Regions from separate parts of the Homo sapiens genome. Here region 1 is linked to region 2. A link is a loop called in an ENCODE intact Hi-C map of the cell type or tissue named here. Cell type or tissue: HepG2. All regions are shown on one strand.

Evidence for each region. A loop is a pair of places that touch in the nucleus more often than their neighbours do. Peaks named below come from ENCODE experiments on the same cell type or tissue, not always from the same donor. Only the 100,000 strongest peaks of a DNase experiment are listed, where the experiment ranks them.
Region 1: it touches region 2 in a loop (18-fold over the local background); 38 of 110 quality-filtered maps call a loop at or near these places.

Annotation. Positions count from the first base shown.
Region 1 is chr20:22,337,832-22,340,331 of GRCh38, reverse strand. No RefSeq gene overlaps it. Among named protein-coding and RNA genes, the nearest start is that of LINC01427, 56 kb to the right of the region's middle. In HepG2, a CTCF peak has its summit at 1,030 (motif pointing left); a DNase peak (open chromatin) is centred at 1,041; H3K27me3 peaks cover 824 bases.
Region 2 is chr20:22,585,864-22,588,363 of GRCh38, reverse strand. LNCNEF (lncRNA neighboring enhancer of FOXA2) reads left to right here. Exons shown (of 3, transcript NR_109883.1): 3 at 576-842. Among named protein-coding and RNA genes, the nearest start is that of FOXA2, 2.5 kb to the right of the region's middle. RefSeq lists enhancers at 741-1,495, 1,496-2,251. In HepG2, a CTCF peak has its summit at 1,519 (motif pointing right); DNase peaks (open chromatin) are centred at 1,213 and 1,513; H3K4me3 peaks cover 684 bases; H3K27me3 peaks cover 1,238 bases.

The DNA.
Region 1 (2,500 bases), 250 kb after region 2:
CAGCTGAACTGTTTTGCACAGGCTTTGGACTTGGAGTTATGCAAGGGTAAGCTGAAGTCTCTAAGAGGGCATGATAGGGCTGGTTTTGTGAGTTTTGGAAAACTACAAACATGATTCAGCTGCAACAGTGGGAAGGAACTGCCACTGCTGGGTGGAAGCGGCCTTGCTGGAGAGATGCTGGGAGGAGGAGGAAGTCCTCAGGAGGAACGGTCGGGCCCCTCTCCCTCCAGATTTGCGGCCTCACTCTAGCGTCCCCTTGCCAGGAGCATCTGGCCAAGCCCAACTGCAGTTTGCAGAGTCCCAGTGCTGGCATCACAAGGCAGGATATAGAAAGGTGGGTTTGGAGCCAAGAGAAAATCATTTAATAATGGCATTACTCCCAGCCCCCGCTGGGATAAGTCCCTATCTTATTAAAGCGATAACACAAAGCAGTAGTGAAATTAACAGCACTAGACATGCCACTTTCTCTCTGGACATCGGCATTTCTGTAGGGCAGTAATTTCTACGATCTAAGATTGCCTCCCTGCTGGACTCAGAAAAGAGGTAACAAAAGTGGGTAAGTTTCTATTTAGTCCTGCCAGTCCAGCCTTACTTGAATTGAGGCTGAGCCTGGAGAAAGCTAGATTCCTGGAAGCAGCAGTCCTGCAAACCCTGAGCAGCTGAGCACAAACCACAGCCTGTCTAACGTTCTATTTACATTATTGCCTGCCTTTTGTAATGGAGGGGGGCAGAGAATCACGACTCTGCTTTAAAGTTTCAGCAGAGCTCCCCACACCTCAGCCCCTGCCCGAAATTCACAGGTACATGACGCAAGTTTACAAAAACGGAAAAAAAGCAACCATTTGGTTTGAGCTGAATTGAAAAGCAAAACAAAACAAAAAAACCCTCAGAGTTTCTTTTGAAAATTATAATCCTTCTCTTTATCTCTCTACAATCACTTTCAGTGAGGCTCACGTTCATCTTTAACCTTTAATCTTCCGAAGTGTTCAAGGATGGACGCTAGTGACGAAGTGTCAATTTGCTGGTCTAACACGCCTCCTGGTGGTCAAAACTATCCAAGATCTTAACAGGTATTAGACAACTCCATGGCCTTAAATGAGCATGGAAAAAAGTATGAAGCCAGAATATGACACAACTGACTGAAAAAAAATACATGACACCATTTGTAGGGATAAAAATGTGTCTCTGTTTAGCAAGAAAAGCCACACCATAGGTGCTGTCATTCCATTTAAAAAATCAGATTATTCACATATTCTGGTAGTTTTTATTACAGCTTCAACTTCTAGCTTCTGTTTTGTGATATTTTGCCATGTCATACAGTTTTGGTTGCCATATAAGTAAGAAGGAAAGCCATTGTGGATTCACTTCTGAATATTAAAGATAAAATAAAGGCTGCATAGGGACCTATACTTTGATATAAAATAAATGTTCTTTATTGTTCAATAAGCCCTACTTATTTTCTCCTCCTGTCAAGGAAAATTTAAAGATAATTAAATAAATTAAAATTCATTGACCTATAGGTTAATAAAGTCCATTAATATTCCTACTGTTTATAAGAGCTTGAGAGATAAGCCAAATGATTGATAGTCTATGATATAGTATCTTTCTGGAATCATCCTCTGTAAATTTCCACAAGGAGGATTTTCTTTTCTTTTTCAAAAATCACTTTATTGAGGTAAAATTAATATGTATAAAGCTATACATAATTAAATGTCTAGACCTCTCGAAGTTTCTTCTCACCCCTATTATTATTATTATAAGAACGCGTCATATAAGCTCTACCCTCTTAGAGAATCTTAGGAATGCAATACTGCATCATTAGCTGTTGGCACTATCCTGCACCACAGTCTCCAGAACCTACTCCTCTCGCCTGGCTGAAACTTTCCACCTTTGATCAACACCTCTGCTTCCCCCCGCAGCCCCTGGAAACCACCATTACACCCTTGACTTTTACAGTTTCACTATTTTGGATTCCATGTATAAGTGAGATCACGTGATATTTGTCTTTCTGTGCCTGGCTGATTTCACTTAACATAATGTCCTCCAGCTCCATCCATGTTGTCACAGATTACAGAATTATCTTCCTTTTTGGAGGTTGAATAATACTCCACTGTAAGTGTATACCACATTCTTTTTATCCATGCATCACAGATGGGATTTAGGCTCTTTCTACTATACCTTGGCTATTGTGAATAATGCTGCTATGAGCATGGGGTCAAGTATCTCTGTGAGATCCCAAGAGTCCTGGTCTTCCCTCTGTGATGACCCTGCTCTGGGTATTTTACTGGGAGAGCAGAGAAGAATGGAGTGGAGAATGTTCTTGACTGAGTGTTACCATTGCAGAGGCTAGGAGTTCAAAGAACCAAAATTTAAGTCTCAACTTCAAATCCCAGACCCAGCTTTCACTTATGTGTGGAAATTGGAATATCATTATTCATCTCCCGTTCTTTTCTACACTGTCTAATAAGAACAGTGGCTACCTAACAGGGACATGGCTCCT
Region 2 (2,500 bases):
TCCCGGGTTCAAGCGATTCTCCTGCCTCAGCCCCCGAAGTAGCTGGGATTATAGGCATGGGCCACCACATCCTGTTAATTTCGTATTTTTAATAAAGATGGGTTTTCACCATGTTTGTCAGGCTGGTCTTGAACTCCTGACCTAAGGTGATCCGCCCGCCCCGGCCTCCCAAAGTGCTGGGATTACAGGCATGAGCCATTGCGCCTGGCTGATTTTTCAGTACATTTCAGAAATAATAACCCACCCAAAGAAAGTGAAATGTTGATTATAATCTTTGACACACGATATGCCTTTTCTTCATTGAGACTTGAGATTCATCCAGAGAATGAATAAGGGGTGTTTGGACATCTGCTTTTTTACCAATTAAAAAGTTTATAAGAAAGTAAAAATGCATACTTTCCCAAGACTGTGCTGTCACTTTTCCATCCCCTCTGCCTTCATCTTGCCTACATATCTGCCTTATGTTGCCCTAAACACGCTGGGGAACTTTGAGCAAGGCCTTGCCTGGGTATTTATTCTCTGAAAGGTTTTAGGAATTGGAGTATTAATGGGACTTTTATTGTTTTTCTCCTTAGGTATTTCATGGGTTCTCACTTAGGAAAATTGAGTTCTGTTCAATGATGCCCCTTCTGCACTGGTTGGTTTCATGTGACAAAGAGAGCTCTAGGGAGGACTTTTGCTAGGGGAACGCAGATTGTTCCAGCAAGATGAAGGCCTAGGAGACCTGGATGGCCTGGGTGTTTTCTTCCCAGGGAGAGCAGAGGAGGCCTGGATTTGAACTCGAGTCTTATGACTTTGCCATTGAGGCAACATCCAAAATAAAAATAGCATGCTAACCCCAAGCACAGTCCTCAGTTATAAAGCAGCTTTATTATAGAAGCCGGCGGTGACCTAACAAAATGGAAAGGGAAGGGCTCTGTAGGTCTCGGCCCTACATGAGGGTAGACTAAAGAGGGATTGGGAGAAACATCTGCAGCCCGAGGTCCCCGCGAACTTTTTCCTGGAGAGAAACTCCGGGAGCAATCTTCAGCATTCAAGCCTGAGCCAGAACTCTGGATAGCCCTTTAGAAATCAGAACTCCGGGAAGGAGGAGCTCCAAAGACCGCTGAGCTGGAAGGGAACGCGAACCCCAGGCTGTCTGAACGTCCCTGCTTCCTTCGCAGCCCGTTGGTGTCCCGCTCCCAGCTACCTAAAGCTAACCGTAGACCCCGCTCGCATTCCCATGGGCAGGCGTGCCGGGAGGGTGCGGGAGCGGCTGCTCCGAGACTCTAGGAGGCGTCATCCAGCCCTACCCTACCGGAGCTCCCAGAACCTCGCCAGGGTGCAGGAGGCCGTTTTGGGTTCGCGCAGAACCTAGGGGTTGGGGCTCCAAAAAGGCCGAGTCCCCCCGAAGGCGTTTTCGGAGAGACTGGGAGAGCGGGGGAGAAGGTGCTCCGGTGCCGGAGCTGCGGGGTTGGGATCGCGGGGGTAAATGAGGACTCGGGTCGGTCCCGCGGGCCTGGCGGCCGACAGGGGGCGCCCTGTCACTGTGGAAGCCCCCGCCGAGCGCTCTCTGGTGTCCCTGACCCCGGCCACCAATAGTGCTGTGGTGGAGGTGGGGGCTTCCAAAGTCCGCTCCTTGGAAGTGTAGCGCCCCCTTCTCCTGCGGCCCTCCAGCTCGCTCCTTCTGTTCCTGGAATAATTTCTGGGACCAAATTTCCACCCAGGAGCAAAATAGAAAGGGAAGTGGGCACCCACATAAGCTCACAAATACTCTCATACAGCACACGCACAGACTAGGTCAACCATAACATTCTTTTGAGTTTTGGGGGTGCGGTGTGTGTGTGTGTGCGTGTGTGTCTGCCCAGGCCTGCGGAGAAAGCTTTGAAAAATTGCTCATTCTTTGAGCTCCAATGCTTACTCCTCTTTCCCTGCCCTCGGTGGAGTGATGAAGTTGCTCCCATCCACGCGCTAGGTGGGACCCCGTGGGAAATGCTGGGGATCTAGCCCCTCTGACTCCGCTGCGCACACCTCCACGTTCACTACGTAGCCGTACACACCATCAAGCTCCTTCCCTGGCGCACCGGGCTGGCCTGCCCCTCGTGGGAGCCTTCAGCACTCGGGGGACCGATAGGCACGGCTTCCGCGGAGATACAGACCTTGAATTTGTGGGAGAATCCCGCCCTGGCGCTCACTCGGCGGGCTTATTAATGCCCTCTTTATGAAGTGTCCAAACCATCTGCATTTCAGCAGCAAAAGATGCTGCCGGCGGCTTCCTTCTGTGTCCCAAACCGTGCAGACCTGAGAGTCCTGGGGTTAGGGAAGTGGTTCCCCTGTGCCTACTGCTACCTCCTCGCTTGCCTTCCAGCCTCACCCTTACTCAAGCTTCAATGCGAAGCTCCGTGTCTGCCATCTCGCCTGTCTTCTGCCACCATCGCCCCCAATTTTGGACAGGTGGGCTGGATGCCCACTAGTTCCTATGCATTCTCTGTGTCTGAGGGGGTGGGTACAGGGCTGGATC